2 separate regions of the Homo sapiens genome follow, and region 2 is linked to region 1. The links are chromatin loops, found by intact Hi-C in ENCODE. Cell type or tissue: ascending aorta. All regions are shown on one strand.

What was found. Hi-C counts contacts between places; a loop is a spot of excess contacts. Peaks named below come from ENCODE experiments on the same cell type or tissue, not always from the same donor. Only the 100,000 strongest peaks of a DNase experiment are listed, where the experiment ranks them.
Region 2: it touches region 1 in a loop (3-fold over the local background); 7 of 110 quality-filtered maps call a loop at or near these places.

What each region holds. Positions count from the first base shown.
Region 1 is chr11:119,726,491-119,734,490 of GRCh38, forward strand. It overlaps NECTIN1 (nectin cell adhesion molecule 1), which reads right to left and starts at 2,710. Exons shown (of 6, transcript NM_002855.5): 1 at 1,985-2,710. The coding sequence starts at 2,063. NECTIN1-DT (NECTIN1 divergent transcript) reads left to right here and starts at 3,093. Exons shown (of 4, transcript NR_120587.1): 1 at 3,093-3,316; 2 at 7,167-7,260. RefSeq lists enhancers at 292-1,234, 2,034-2,895, 2,896-3,756 and silencers at 2,306-2,625, 2,686-3,095. In ascending aorta, CTCF peaks have their summits at 1,438 and 3,002 (motif pointing left); DNase peaks (open chromatin) are centred at 2,401, 2,761, 3,011, 3,601 and 2 weaker places; H3K4me3 peaks cover 3,767 bases; H3K27ac peaks cover 2,435 bases.
Region 2 is chr11:119,378,651-119,386,650 of GRCh38, forward strand. USP2 (ubiquitin specific peptidase 2) reads right to left here and starts at 3,040. Exons shown (of 13, transcript NM_004205.5): 1 at 2,823-3,040. USP2-AS1 (USP2 antisense RNA 1) reads left to right here and starts at 3,128. Exons shown (of 4, transcript NR_034160.1): 1 at 3,128-3,258. RefSeq lists an enhancer at 2,118-3,107. In ascending aorta, a CTCF peak has its summit at 3,014 (motif pointing left); DNase peaks (open chromatin) are centred at 2,070 and 3,081; H3K4me3 peaks cover 1,615 bases; H3K27ac peaks cover 476 bases.

The sequences.
Region 1 (8,000 bases):
CTCTCTCAACCCTGGTTCCTTTCTCTGCATCCCACCCTTTCATGTAGATTTTTGGCAGGGGTTGTATCCACCTTGAGCCAGGTGAGTTCACCTCCCTGCTCCCACTTCCTGAGTGGGTGGAGCACAGCAGGCCTCTAGCCCCCAATGAAGGAATTAACCATGAAGGAATCACAAAGCTGGGGAAAGAGAATAACAAAAGGAAGGAGAATAGGGTGAGTTCCTTCCCCTTCTCCCAACCCTTCCCACCACCCTTTGTCCATCCCAGGATTACGTTAACCCCTAGTGTGCTGGACCAACCAGAGCTCTGGGAAGCTCTCGTTTCTCTGGGTTCCGGATGTGGACATATGTAATTGAAGGGTTCCTGGAAGCTCAAATCCCCATGGCCAGGCAAGTCCTAGAGCCCGAACTTCTGTATCTCTGGCTGGCTTCCCAGGCCATCCAGTGTGAGAAGACCTCTCACTCTCACCAAGACCACCCTCTGGGGGCAGGGTGGGCAGTGACACCTGTGAGCCCTGGATTTTCCCCACCCCCCACATCGAGCAGGGCAGCACCCCAGGCTTCACGGGTGGAGGCACCCCAGTACTGGCTTTCACAAACTGCTTCCCAGACATCCACCACTTAGTGAGATTGGCGGGGCCCTCGTAGTGAGCTGGCTGGCAGCAGAAGAGGCATAGAAGGGAATGAGGCCAGGCTTCTGCCTTCCAGGAGTGCACCCTAGCCCCGGAACTAGGCAGCCAGACTGTTCCCTCGATAACAAACTGCCTGGCCATTCTGCGGCAAAGCACATTGCAGGAACTCGGGATCTAATATTCCTGCCCCACGAGGAGATGGTCTCTGTACACTGACCCCCTATTCTGCCACCCCAAGGCGGGGACCACGTGCTCCAGTCAAGATCCGCCCCCCTCCCCAAAATCCCATCTTGCTAGAGCTGCAGGTCGTCTCTGGTTTCTACCCAGAGAGCTGGAGGAACTCCCCACACCCCTTGACCCACGCTTGGTGTCCAGTCAGCCGGCGAGCTCGGCAGCTTCCCCAGGGACACAAAGGGTTAAATCCAGGCGAGGGGACTCGGTCGGATTTGCCTCCTAAACGCATTTTCCAGTTCATTCCCCAGCACAATATGCCTGGGCTGGTCCCAGCCTCCGTCCCCACCCCACCCGTCAGAATGGGCCACCAGGGCCACCCCGGGGTCGGGCGCGAGGTTAACCCCTCGGCTGCCGGCAGCCCGCACCTCGAGGAAGGACACGCGGGGCACCCTCGGGAAAGTGGGTCATGCAGCTACTTGGATGGCAGGAAGCCCGCGGTGTCTCCTCCAGGGAGAGCCCCCAGAGCTGGGAGCAGAGTTCCGAGGGGGAGCCCGGTCCCGCGCCAGGCCGGGAGGAGGCTGCCCCGGCCTCACCCTCCAGGAAAGGAACCGCAGGTGAGCGAGGAGCCGCCTCTGCCGCAGCAGCCGACTCTCCGCGCCCGCTGTGGGGCGGTGTGGGGCGGGAGGGGGCCCGAGCGTCCTGAGCCGTCTGGCAAAGGGGCCGCCGAAAGAGACGAAGCCCCCCCGCCATACTCCAAACCCGCAGCTCCGAGACTGACGCCCTCCCCCTGGGGCTGTTGTCTCCCACCCCAAGACGGTGATTACGGTGATTATTTTGCATTTATGTAACACGCAGTGTTTCCAAACTGCTTCCCGAGCAGAGAGCTGGTTATTAAATAAACAGAACGCTATTACATATTATTATTTTTTGTAAAGAACTGAGCGGAGAAAGTGCTTTCATGCTACATAGAGACGTGCATCTGACTGCTTCCCTGCAGGGCAGGCGGTTCGGCTTCTCAACCTCTTTCTCCGCCGTGCCACCTCCCACCCCCTTTACCCAAGCCGTGACCCAACTTTTCTGGCTCCTTTCACTCCCCACAATCCAGTCGTGCCCGCCATCCGGCTCCCAGCCCCGGGGAGGCATTGGATGGGGGTGGGGACAGCAGAGGTGAGCGCTCTTACCTGGGAGGAAGAATGCGGTCAAGCCGAGAGCGAGTCCCCACCAGCGTCCAGCGGCGCCCGCAAGCCCCATCCGAGCCATCGGGGGCCGGGGGTCCGGCGAGAGGGGCGGCGAGGGCAGCGCTCCTCGCGCAGCAGAAACCAGCCCGGAAGATGAGGGAAGATCGCTGGCGGTCGGCGGGCGCTCGAAGGATCCAGGTCAGCTGCAGCCGTCGGCCGGGGCGGGGTGGGCTGGGTGGGATCCGCGCGGCCGCAGTCCGGGCCCCGGGCCGCCGCCGGCTCAGAGGCTCGGCAGATGCCCGCCGCAAGTTGCACGAGTCATGCCCCTTCGCCTCCTCCGCTCTCCTCCCGGCGCCGGTCCCCGCCCTCTTCTTCCACGCAGAGCGGGGCTGGGGAGAGGGACCCACCCCCGGCGCGCCCGGCTGCCCGGTTGCGCGGCGCGGGCTCCTGGCCCCGGCCCGCTCACACCCTCCCGCTCGGCTCCAACTTGCAGGCGTCCATGGCCGGCCGTCCTCCGAGGGTGGCGGGACGCACCCGGGCGGCGCAGAAGGCTCGGGGCCCAGGCGGCGGGCGCGGGGCTCGGCGGTCGGCGGCCCGGGTGGCTCTGGCTGCGCGGCCGGGCGCGAGGAGAACGGGTCGGAGGCGCCGCGCGTCCCAGCCGCCGCCGCTCTGCCGGGTGCCGGCGATCCGCAACAATGTGGAGCCGCGCTCGCTGCTCTCGCTCTCTTTCTCTCACTCGCCGAGCTCCAGCCTCTCACCCGCTCGCCCGTGATGTCAGCCAGAGGGGAGGGGTTAGCGTTAACCCCCTCCTGGCCTCGATGCGCGCCCGCCGGGGCCCGGTCGGAGCCCGAGCGCACGCGCCTTCCCGACCGAAGCAGAGGCGGATCGCGAGCGCGGGCTGCGGGGTCCGGCTCAGGACCCTCGCTCGGGAGCTACCCCTCGGCCGCCTTCCAGCTGGGGAGCCGGCTGGAGCGCGGGCTGCCCTCCTCCTCCGCTGACAAAGGCAGGCAGTGACCCCTAGCGGCCGGCGGCGCCGAGGCGCGGCGGGTGGGGGTGGAGTTAGGACCGGGCCGGGGGCGGCGGTGGAGGAGAGGGCGGGATGGAGAATCCCGGCTAGCAGCGTGGGAGCTGGCAGGGCTTCTGCAAGCCCTCTGCTCCCACCCTGGCCCCATTTCACAGACGAGGAAACAAAGGCCCAAAGAAGAGTTCCGCCCGGGACGGAACGTGGCATAGCTCGCAACAGAACCCAGTCTCCGGAGATCCCTCTCCTCTGCACCACTTGGACGTTCCACGGAGAGGCAGCGGTGCGCGGGGCGACGGGGAGCTGCCAGAGAAGTCAGTGGTGGGCATGAGTGGGTGAGACGGGCCCACTGAGGTTTCTGGTAGAGTTTCTTTTCTAATCCCTGCTCCCTTCGGGGGTTCCTTTTCCAAAAATTGAAGCACCCCGCGCCCCGCCCTTGCCCAAACATAGCCTGAAAACGAGCTCTCCTCCAGTTTCCAGGACCTTAGTTTTGAGAGATTTGTGGGATTCCCGCGAAAGTGGATCGTCCAGTCAGTGTCCCTGGCAGGGCAGGGACTCTCCGCCCCATCCCGTTCACCACCCACTACATCCGGGTGTGGTAGGATTTCTGCCAAGGCGACTGCGCCCTCCGGGCCTTCCCTCTTCCCCTTACTCTGGTCCTCCTATCCCCATCCCCTCCCCCTGGGGGAGGAAGACAGACAGAGTTTCCCACTAAGGAGAGCCGAATTCTCCCCAGACCCTGGCCGGACACTGCTCCCTCTACCCTTTGCCCAGCCCTCTAGGCGGGCAGGAGCAGAGGGGAAGTGGCTGTTTCTGATAACACGTAAATTCTGGTTCCTCACTGGAGAAGGGGCAAAGACAGCGCCATATTCCCACTGTCTGGAATCCGGCCCTGGAGTGTCTCGGTTTCTCGCGGAAGTAGTCAGATCTGGCATTGTCATGAACACTCACCCACTCACTGTATGGTCTTTTACATTTAACAAATGTAACCTGGGCTTTCTTTGTGTCAAAACACAGTGCCTGGCTTGGGGATACAGAGACATCATCATTGTCCTGAAGGAACTCAATCTAGTTGAAGGGTGGGGGAAGACAGACATAGAAACGGATGTCGTAAACAAATATTTAATATGGGATTGTGTGGGTTTGGTGGGTCACAGAAAAAGTGCCCAGTTTAGCCCGGGGTGGGGTTGGTGTAAAGGCTTCAGGGAAGCGAACACAGGGTCTCGGTGAGTCATCTATCAGACCAAGGTAAGTGCTGGAGGGCAGAGACATAAAAGAGACTGGATTTAAGGTAGAGGGTCAGCACGAGCAAAGGAATGAAGGTAAGCAATAGTCAGGTGAGTAGGGGGCCCACAAAGGGTTGACTGGTTTAGCCTGAGCCTAAGACTTGAGGAAAGGAGAGGTCTGCAGATTCGTGAATCATGCCCGGTAGCTGCTAGGAGGGTTTTAAACTGGGGAACACGCTATCAGATTTAGTTTGTGGCAGCTGGGAATCTCCCATCTGGCTGCTGAGTGCTTTAAGGGCCAGGGTTGAATTGAATTCATTGTGATGGCCTTTAGCTCTGTGCCAGGCACACTGCAGGAGCTGAAGGCATGGTTTGAAGGGGCAATCCCAGATGTACCAATGTCTTCTTGTTCCCTGCTCTTACCCTCCCATCCTCTCCATCTTTATTTTATTTTATTTTATTTTATTTTATTTATTTTATTTTATTTTATTTTATTTTAATTTAATTTAATTTTATTTTATTTTATTTCATTGAGACAGAGTCTTGCTCTGTTGCCCAGGCTGGAGTGCAGTGGCGCCATCTCACCTCACTGCAACCTCTGTCTCCCAGGTTCAAGTGTTTCTCCTGTCTCAGCCTCCCGAGTAGCTGGAATTACAGGTGTGTGCCACCACGCCCGGCTAATTTTTGTATTTTTAGTAGAGACGGGGTTTCTCCATGTTGGCCAGGCTGGTCTGGAACTCCTGACCTCAGGTGACCTGCCCTCCTTGGTGTCCCAAAGTGCTGGGATTACAGGCATGAGCCACTGTACCCGGCTGCACTCTCTCCATCTTTAGGTCAGGCTTCTTTGATCCTCTGATCTTAAATGAGCTTCCAAAGAGGGTGCGGCCAGCAGGGAAGATGTGGCTGCCTGGGGATTGGTTGGGTGGAGAAGATGGAAGCAAGTAAGTGATATAGTATGGTTGTTCACTCATCATCTTTAAACAAGCAGGGAAGGTTGCTGGGGGAGGGGACATTTAACTGAGACCCTGAAGGACAGATCAGATTTGGACCAAAAGAGGCAGGAGAGAGACTCCTAAGTGGAAGGAACAGCTTGTACAAGAACATGGAGGTGCGTGGAGGTGGGAGAGGTGCCACCTGTGTTAGGACAGTAGGCATTCCAGTTTGTTTTGCGTTTTAGAGATGTATAAGAGAAAGGGACAGGTAGGCGCAAACAGAAGGCAAAAGGACCAGAAGGTTTCCTTTAGTGACAGGGAAGAAACACAGGATCAAGCAGCAGGAAAGCAGGCTTTGGTTCCTGCTCTTAAGCTGTGAGCCCAGGAGTCACTCTTGCTTCTTACCTCTTCCTGAACCACCATGTTCCAATTTTGTTGATTCTGCCCCTGAGATATATATATATATATATATCCTTTATATATATATATATAGTCTAGTGACATTGATATGCCCCTGATATGCCCCTGAGATATATATATATATCCTTTATATATATATATCCTTTATATATATATATTCTTTATATATATATATATAAAGTCTAGTGACATTGCTCCATTTCTCCTGTTATTAATCTAGTCCATGCACTCATGATTTCTACCTGGTCTTTACAATACTTTCTGACAGTATAGCCAGTCTGCACTGAGATGGGGAGTAAAATGTAACAGTCCAGCACATGGAACTCTGGAGAGCTAATCTGCCTGGATTGGAATTCTTAAACTCCAGCTCTGACACCCAATAGCTATGTGTCCTTGGGCAAGTGACTTAACTTCTCTGTGCTCAGGTACCTTCTCTGTAAAACAGGGAGAAATAAGAGCACCTACCTCTTGAAGTTGTGAGGATTAAATGAGCCTTGAGCCAAACATGTGAAGTGCATGGAACAATGCCTGGTGTACAGTAAAAACTGTCTAAGTATTAGTCATCATTATTATTGTCATCTGTCTCTCCACATCCAGTTTTCCCCTTCCTGAAAATGGTTTATATATATTTTACAAGCTTTATTTTGAAATAATTTTGGATTTGCAATAGAGTTGTGAAAATGGTACAGAGTTTTCATATGCCCTTCATTCATCTTCCCTGAATGTTAACATCTTATAGAACCATGGTACATCTATCAAAACTAAGAAATTAGTGTTAGTATAATACTATTAACTGAACTACAGAATTTATTCAGATTTCCCCAGGTTTTTTCCCACTAATGTCTATTTTTTGTTCCACAATTTAATCCAGGATACAACATTACATTTAGTAGTGGATTATTTTCAAATGCAGATGGTCAAGTTGCAATGCCCAGGAACAATTTCTTGGCCTGCCAGACTCTTAGACCAGTGTCAAGTCCTCAACAAGGCCTAAGGGGCCCATGCCTGCTTCTGCAGCCTCATCTCACCCTGCTCTGAGGCTTCAAGGAGGAGCCACTGGGATTTCCAATCATCCCCTGCTATAGACTTTGCATACTTGGGACCACTTTCGTGATGGTTTATAGTGCCTGATTCACTCCCCATTAGACTGTCAGCTCCTCCAGGGCAGGGATCATGTTGCTGTTGTTCTCTGCTATATCTCTGGCACCTAGAACATGCCTGGTACCTGATAGGCTTGTAATGAAAATGTGTTGATTAACTCACATCCTGTGCCACTTTCTGCCAATCACTTCCCCTCTCTGGACCTCAGTTTTCTCATCTGCAGACTGAGGAGTTTAATTTGTTCACTGGTTTTCCAGTTGTGTTTTGGAAACCCTAGAATTTCCTGGGCTCAACAGGAGCCACATTTAAAGAGCATGTGTTTTCATGTGCTTGAAAATTGGGCTTTTGAGAAAGATATCTCTTAATGGATTTTGAAGATTCTGCTGCTTAAAAAGGTTTGAAAACGTGACAGATTATTGTATATTATGAATTACATATAGTTGCATGATTTTACAACTCCATTATTTATTTATTTATTTTTGCAGGCAGTGGGGAGCCATGGAAAGTTTCTGAACAGAGAAGCACTTATTGGGAACTGTCAGAGCTATGCTTCAGGAGATGAATCTGGCAACAACGTGGGTAGGATGGACAGATGATGATTGGTCAGTGAAGGAGGAGGGGAGTGAGGAGAGAGGGTTGTCATGGAAGCCAAGTGAGAAGAGGATTTAATAGAGGAGGTGGAGGAGGTTGCTAACAGTGTCTGATGCTGCAGAAAGCAGGTGGGGATCAGAAGGGGTCTTTGGAAGCAGTGGCAAAACCACCAGTGACCTTTGAGAGAGGGATGTTGGTGACTAGGCAGGGGCTGAACCCAGATCAAAGTGGGAGGAGGAGCAACTGGAAGGTGAAAAAGCAGAGGCAGCAGGTATCCTCTCTGCTTTTGAGAAGTTTGGTGGCGGACGGAATGAGCAAGGTGGATGAGAAGCTCGGAGAGGGTTAGCAAGACAGACCAAGAGGCTTATTTTCTCCTTTTTCATCGGAAATCAAAAGCTACTGAGCATCTTGTAGTCAGAAGGAAAAGAGCTAGTGGACAGTGAGGGAGTGGAGAAGCAAGTGTAAGAAGTGAAATAGGGTGTCATTTATGGAGCAAGTCCTGGGTTGGGGGGCACTGAGGGTGGGAAGGGGTCAGCCTTGGAAAGGAGAAGACCCATCTTTCTCTGAGCCTGGAGGGAAGGTGAAGAGAGTAGTGAAGGTGGAAGTTTTGGGGTGGAGTAGTGAAGGGGGAAGTTTATAATAAGGTCATTGCAGTACAGTGGGAGCTGAAGTTATCTGCAGAGAGAGGTTGGAAAGCGGCTTCAGACTTCACAATTGAGAAGGCCAAA
Region 2 (8,000 bases), 350 kb before region 1:
TATAGGGTGCTCCTTGATTTGGGGTTGTGAGTGGGTGGGCATCTATACACTTCCAAGACAAGGCAAAGAAATGGGCCTCCAGGTAGTATTGGGATCCTTAAATTCTCTTTTCCAAGCACCTCTGCCCAGGTACTCTCCTGGTGCCCCCTCCCAAGGGGAGAGCCCCGGTCTCCTTCCTTCTCCTCTAGGGCGTCATCTTTCCTCTGTTCTCAGCCTCCGGAGGAGCCTTTGGTCTTGCCCCTGACACCCACCGGGCCCAATGGGGTGGCCTCTCACATGCTCTCCCAGATTCACTGATGTCTTTCCTCTAGGTAGAGTCCCAGAGAAGCTCAGATACCAAAGGGGCAGCTACTGACCTGTGTCCAGGGGCACTGGATGGGAGCTGGGGGCTTCTCCTTCCCCAGCAGGGCAGGGAATGCAGTGGAAAGCCCAGAAGCTGGAGCCTGACTCTGGGCTGGGTAATCCGGAGCTCAGGTTACTGACTCCGATATATATAGTATCTTATCTGACCTCGCAGACTCGCAGAGATGGCGAGTGCAACTCACTTGCATTCCAAGCCCCAGGAGAATTAAAGGGGCAGTGGCGTGCTCACCTTGAGGGGCTGCCCTTTCGGGCCAGTGCCAGCCAAGGAGGTCTGTGAGGACTCTTGGAAGGGGGGCATTTTGAAGGGGAACAATCGGGAGATTCAAGAGGAAAGAGCATTGAAAAGAGCACAGAGGGGTGGGGGTGGAACTTGAGACAAAAATATGGAGAAAGTGGATTTTCCAGAGCAGTCAGTCACAGAATTAGAGAACAGGAAGAAGCCATACAGTTAGCCCCACTCTTAATTTTGAGATAGAGTAGACCTAGAGAAAGAAAGCAGCTTGCTCAAGGGCATGTGCAGATAGCGAGAAGCAGAAAGGGGACTAGTACTCAGGTTTCAGTCCAATATTCTTTTCTAATGGACTTCTAGGCCTGGGATTGGAGGCTAGTTCTTTCCCTTATTGGCTCTGAAATAGTGGATAAGTCACTTAAGTTCTCTGAACCTTAGCTATTTAATCTGCAAAACGGGACTAATAGTAATAATAGTGGTCTATCTCAGTTGTGAGGATTAAATAAAATAATATTTGTAAATTTCATGGCCCATAGAGTTCAATAAACATTGATGATTATATTGAATACTTCCACTTCTTATTATAATTAGTGGTATTATTAATAATAGCGCCTTACCAGGTGAACCTTCCTAGGGAGAAAAGGAGGGTTACTCCTGGGGAAGTGTTCCTTTCTCTTTTTTTTTTTTTTTTTTTGAGACGGAGTCTCCGTCGCCCAGGCTGCAGTGCAGTGGCGCGATCTTGGCTCACTGCAAGCTCCGCATCCTGGGTTCACGCCATTCTCCTGCCTCAGCCTCCCGAGTAGCTGGGACTACAGGCTCCCGCCAGCACGCCCGGCTAATTTTTTTGTAATTTTAGTAGAGATGGGGTTTCACCGTGTTAGCCAGGATGGTCTCGATTTCCTGACCTTGTGATCCGCCCGCCTTGGCCTCCCAAAGTGCTGGGATTACTGCACTTTGAGCCACTGCTCCCGGCCGGAAGTGTGCCTTTCTAATGCCAGAGAACAGTCCCTTGGTTTTCTGAACTGACCATGTCCCATAACTGGGAAGGGCAAACAAGGCTTGCCATCTTCCTAGACGTCCAGTCCACCAAGCAGAGAAAGGCCAAGCCCATCTGGGCTCCTTCCCCCTTTGCCTAGAAAAATACGGCAAGTGCAGCTTCCCCCAGGCCACCAGGAGAATGCTTGGCCCCTCTGGGGTGGTTCCACTCTACCTGTGGGAGGGCTCAGGATTCCAGGGCCACAGAGCCGGGCTGGGCAGGGTCACAAGAGGAAGGAACGGGGTTCTTAGCCTCTCTGGCCTTGGTGCACTTGTCTGCTCCCAGGACGTTTCTCGATGGCTCTCCCCGAGGACTGGGAGTACCCAGCCTGGTGCCTCCACCCTGTCTTAGCACAGGCTACTGACTCAGCCCAGGTCCTAATGATGCACTTCAGAGGACGCCCTCATTCCAGTCCTCATTCTGACTCCAGTCTGACATGCATCTACAGCATCAAAGGAGGGGGCCTGCCTCGACCTTAGCCCAATCAGCTCTCCTTTCCTCTGCTTTACGGGGGTCCATCTGGGGGATGTTCTCATGCCCATTCCAGGGGAGGTGAGCAGCCCCTACCACTACCTCCAGCTCAGTCCCATTCTAAAGGCAGCCAGGTCAGGAGGTAGGATGTTCACTCTTCAGGGAAGGGCTAGAATGGGTTGGCTAGGGCTTCCCTTGACTGTTGAGAAGTTGCTCTCTCCGGAGCACCGCGTGCCTGCTTCTGGTTTGGGACTGGTGAGAATTTCAAAGCTGCCTCTTTCTGGTTTGGGATTGGTGGAAAATCTCCCCTTCCGCTTAATTGTTGCCCAACCCCCGCCCCTAACCCCCTTTAGCAAACTGACCGGGGAGCTTTAAGAGCAGCGAGTGAGCTGCACGCACACGTGGGGAGGGGGTTTGTCAGTGTCGCTCAGGCCACATACCACCGATATACACGGGGCACAGCGAGGAGGACCCGCCAAAGCAGCATTTCCTTAGAATACACTGATCAGCACACAGTTGGCTCTTCCTGGCACCCTGGGCTGTCAGCAGGCAGCCCTCACACAACTGGCAGACACAGCTGGAGCGTCCCTGCACAGCCGGCTCTCTCCCTATATTTCTAGTGTCCACTCTGCCCAGAATGTCGTGGACACCTTACTTTCTGAGCTCCAAACCGGCACTGATCCCCGAATCCCCCCTCCCGGATCCCCGACAGGTGGCACGTACCTGCCTCTTCTTGGAGTATGGACGAGTCGAACCGGGCACAAGCATGGAGCTGCGGGTGAGTCCCGGCTGGCGCTGGCGCGGCGCAGTGAGCACCAGCTGACGAAGAGGGCTCCCCGGCCTCGGCTCCTGCCTGACTCTCTCCCACCTCCGCCGGGGGCCCAGAAGGGACCTCCCCGGGAAATCGGCGCCACCCAGCGGGCAGCCGCCTCATCGCGCCTGGGCCGGCAGAGCCACACCCCGCGTCTCGCGTCACTGAGTCGCGTCACGGCTATTGGCTTGTTCCTACTGTGGCGTCATTAGAGCCCGGCCTCCGGCTGGGGCCACCCAGGCAACCGATATACACAGAGAACCACGTGGAGGAAAAGCACGCGAGTTTGGAGCGGGTGGAGCAGGAACAGAGGTGGACTGGAATGTCACACGACGGGGCAGCTGGAAGGTATTGGGAAAGAAGAGGCGTCATGGGAGAAGGCTCGGAACTTGAGCCCTGGGGCGTATCAACTTTCAGTTTTTAGGGAAGGCTAAACGTCCCCCACTCCCCTTCTCACTGGGCTGGGGGAGGTCCTGTTCCTCAGCCTCTTCTCTTTTTCTCTGCTGTCAAAGACACTCTCCGCTCATTTTACTTTCATGGGACCAGTGATTAGTGATGAATGCCTGAGTGGGTAAACGGAGGCACTGAGTCAATGAAAGAATTCTCTTTGGTCTTTTCAAGAAAAAGCCGAGACAAAACTTGAATTTTTGCTGCTCCCATTCCTTTTATGTAACCTTCTCCCGACTCCCCCGATGTTGATGAGGAAAATCGCACAACCAGGTAGCTGGGTACCAAGGCGAATCCAGGTTTTCAACTTCAGCTGCTCCATCAACCCTTGCAGCTGCCGTTAACTCCTCCCATCTTCACCATAGATCTCTCTCTCCATCGCTACTCTCCTCAAGTCCTTCCTTCTCTTCTATTTCCCAGAGAAATCAGACGCAATCAAGAGGGGAATTCTTAAATTTCTACCTACAAACATGTCTGAATCCATTCTTATCAGGAGCAGTGAAAGAGGCACCCCTGTTCTTGTCCAAGGCACGATTCCCTTCTTGATTTCAACTCTTGTTTTGTTTTTGTTTTTGTTTTTTGTTTTTTTGAGACGGAGTGTCGTCGCTCTTGTTGCCAAGGCTGGAGTGCAATGGCGCGATCTCAGCTCACTGCAACCTCCAGGTTCAAGCAATTCTGCCTCAGCCTCCCAAGTAGCTGGGATTACAGGCGTGCGCCACCACGCCAGGCCGATTTTTTTTTTATAGAGTCTTGCTCTGTTGTCCAGGCTGGAGTGCAATGGCATAATCTCGGCTCACTGCAACCTCCTCCTCCCGGGTTCAAGTGATTCTTGTGCCTCAGCCTCCCCCGAGTAGCTGGGATTACAGGAGCCCACCACCACGCCTGGCTAATTTTTGAATTTTTAGTAGAGACAGGGTTTCACCGTGTTGGTCAGGCTGGTCTTGAACTCCTGACCTCAGGTGATCCACCAGCCTCAGACCCCCAAAGTGCTGGGATTACAGGTGTGAGCCACTGCACCCGGCCCCAGCTAATTTTTTGTATTTAGTAGAGATGGGGTTTCACCATGTTATATTTCCTTAGGGCCCTCATTCCATCACTTCATTTTACAGATGGATATTGGACATGCCAGTCACTCTTCTAGAAACTGGGGATATAGCAGGGAACAAAACAGGCACAATCCCTGCCCTCAGGGAGCTTACATTCTAGTAGAAGCAGGACTAAATAAGTAGAATATGTAATATGTTAGATGATGCTAAGAGCTATGGGGCACATCAAGCAAGGAGGAGGTGCGTTCGGAGAAGGTAACATTCAAGTGACCTGAGGGAGGCTAGGCGTGAACTACACATAAATGTGGGGAAAGAATGTTCTAGGCAGAGAGAAGAGTAAAAGTAAAGGTCCTGAGGTGGGAGCGACCTGCCACTTTCGAGGAAGAACAAAGTCAATGTGGCTGGAGTGAAGAGAGAGAAAGATAGGGAAAGAGTGGGAGACGCGATCAGAGAGGTCAGAGAAGGACCCAGCCTGTAGGTCCCCAAGGCCATTCTGAGGACTTTGGCTTTTATGAAGCTACTGGAAGGTTTTGAAACAGGGTTGTCCAATCTTTTGGCTTCCCTGGGTTATGGTAGAAGAAGAATTATTGTTTTGGGCCACACATAAAATACACTAACACTAAAGATAGCTGATGAGCTTTAAAAAAAACTCATAATGTTTTAAGAAAGTTTACGAATTTGTGTGGGGCCACATTCAAAGCCATCCTGGGCCACATGTGGCCTGCATACTGTGGGTTGGACAAGTTTGTTTTGAGCAGAGGAGGGACACGGATCTGATTTTTGTTTTAACAAAATACCTTTTGCTACTGTGTAGAGAACAGCTCTGAAGAGAGCAGAAGCGGGAGACCATTTAGGAGGTCATTGTGAGCGTCTGGTTAGTGTGGTAGCAGGACAGGTGATGCAAAGTGGTGGATTTTGGAAGTATTTTGAATGTGGACTAACAGGATTTTCTGATGAATTAGGCAGTGTGGGGAGGAGGGAGGAATTTTTCACCTGAACTTTAACTGAGGAGGGGAAGGCTATGGTAGGATAATCGCTTGAACCTGGGAGGCAGAGGTTTCGGTGAGCCGAGATGGTGCCACTGTACTCCAGCCTGGGCGACAGAGCAAGACACAGTTTCAAAACAAAAAACAAAAAACATATGTCTACTAGGCATCAAAATGGAGATGTCAAGAAAGCAGCTGCATATGCAAGTTTGGTGTGGTCTGGGCTGGCGATAAAAGATTGAGAGTCATCAGCATATGGAAGTTATTTAAAGCCAGGAGATGAGAAGAATTACCAAGGGAGCAAGTGTAGATAGAAAAGATGTGCAAGGACTTAATTCTGGAGCTCTCCAATATGAGCTTGAGATCAGTTGGAACTGTCAGAGAGATGGAGGCATAGGACCAGTGTAGAGAGGAAAAAATCCCAGGAGATGGTGGTATGCTAAAGGCCAAGAGAAGGAAACTTACCAAGGAGGAGGGAAAGGTCAATTGTGTCAAATGTGGCCCATAAATTATGTAAGATGAGTTTGAGAATTGATTGATTGATTTTTTTTTTGTTTTATGTTTTGTCCCTCCCTTGCCCCCCTACTGGAAAGTATATAGAGCAAAGATAATTGATTGAAGGTCATTGGTGATTTTGACGAGAACAGTTTTGGTGGAGTGGTGGGGGTAAAAGTCTGATTGCGGATGAGTTTAAGAAAGAATGGGAGGAGAGGGATGGCAGCAGTATAGACAACTCTTTGGAGGAGTTTTCTTGTAAAGGAAGGAGAGAAATTGGATGGGAGCTAAAAGGAGAAGCGAGGTCAAGAAAACTTTTTAAGTGGGAAAAAATAGTTATATGTTATATGCTGATGGGGAAGAGGCAGTAGAGAGTGAAGATTGACAATGCAGTGGGGAGTGAGGAGAATGTCTGAAGAAATGTCCCTGATGAGGGGAGAAGGGATTGGACAGAGTCCAGAAGCAGAGGGGCTGGCTTTGGTTAGAGGACTGATGGCTCATGAAAAGTAAAAAGAGAGAAGGCACGATATTTGGGCATAGATGTGGGAAGGCGGATTGATGTGGGGGAAGCTGGTGGATATTATCTCTTTGTAGCCTTTTTTTTTTTTTCTCTTAGTGAATTAGGAAGCAGGGTCAGCTGACTGTGAGGATGAAGGGGAAAGGCTTAGAAGTTTGAACCTAGAGGTGGAGTTCTAAAGTCACTGAGAACAGTGATTCTCAAACTTTAGTGTGTATCAAAACCACCTAGAGAGCCTATTAAAGCCCTCCCACAGCCTGGGCAACATAGAGAGACCCCATCTCTACAAAAAATAAAAAAATCAGCCAGGTGTGGTGGTGTGCGCTTGTGGTCCAGCTACTCAGGAGGCTGAGATGGGAGGATTGCTTGAGCCTGGGAGCTCAAGGCTGCAGTGAGCTGTGATTGTGCCACTGCACTCCAGCCTGAGCTACAGGGTGAGATGCTATCTCAAAAGAAAAAAAAAAAAAGCCCTCCTTTCCCCCAGACGTTCTGATTCAGTAGGTCTAGGATGGGCCCAGGAATCTGCATTTCTAACAAGTTCCGGGTGATGCTGCAGTCGCCTGTATGGGGATGACCCTTTGAGAACTACTGTGTGAGAGAGTGGGGCAGTGACTGGACTCGAATTCCCACAAATGCAGTGTGGTTGTCAGGTAGCATCAGGGGCCCAGCTGAGGTTAGAAATCATGATTTGAAAGTGTCTCCAATCACATCCCACTCACAATTGCTTGCACATGTTTGGAGTCCTATCTCTTTAAAACTTCCATTTTCTACTGACTTTTCCTTTGACATATAAAAGGCTCCACACCCTTCCTCTTTAAAAAATGAAAATCTTTAACTTAGGTTCTAGCTCTCCCCTCTTCACAATTCTCTTGGCAGAGTTGTGCATGCTATATTTCCTACCTCCTAGTCTATGCAGCATCCACAACACATCTGCTCTCCCTCCAACCTCAGGACTCTTCTGTTAGGCATCATTACTGATCTAGATGCTAAATCCAATGGGCACTTTTTAGTTGTAATCAGGCACTTGACCACCTACAAATCTGATACCTCCAACCATTTCCTCCCTCAGCTGTGTCCTCCTTTAGGTTTTGTGGACACACTGCTTTTCTGGTTTTCCTCCTGACAGCTGTCACCTTCTCATTCTCCTTTTCCCCTGATGTTCCTTTATCCTCCTTTCAGAGCAGCGTATAGCACAGTGGTTGTTATATGTGAAGGTTGTAGATTTACTGGGATAACTTCTGATTTCTCTGGCTCCTAGCTGTGAGACATGAAACATTTATATCTGTTTCTTCATATATTTACAAAAGTGAGGCTGGGCATGGTAGCATGTGCCTGTGGTCCTAGCTGCCTGGGAGGCTGAGGTGGGAGGATGGCTTGAGCTCAGGAGTTTGAGTCCAGCTTGGGCAACATAGGGAGACATTGCCACTTAAAAAAAAAAAAAAAAGATAGGCCGGGCGCGGTGGCTCACGCCTGTAATCCCAGCACTTTGGGAGGCCGAGGTGGGCGGATCACAAGGTCAGGAGATCGAGACCATCCTGGCTAACACACTGAAACCCCGTCTCTACTGAAAATACAAAAAAATTAGCTGGGCGTGGTGGC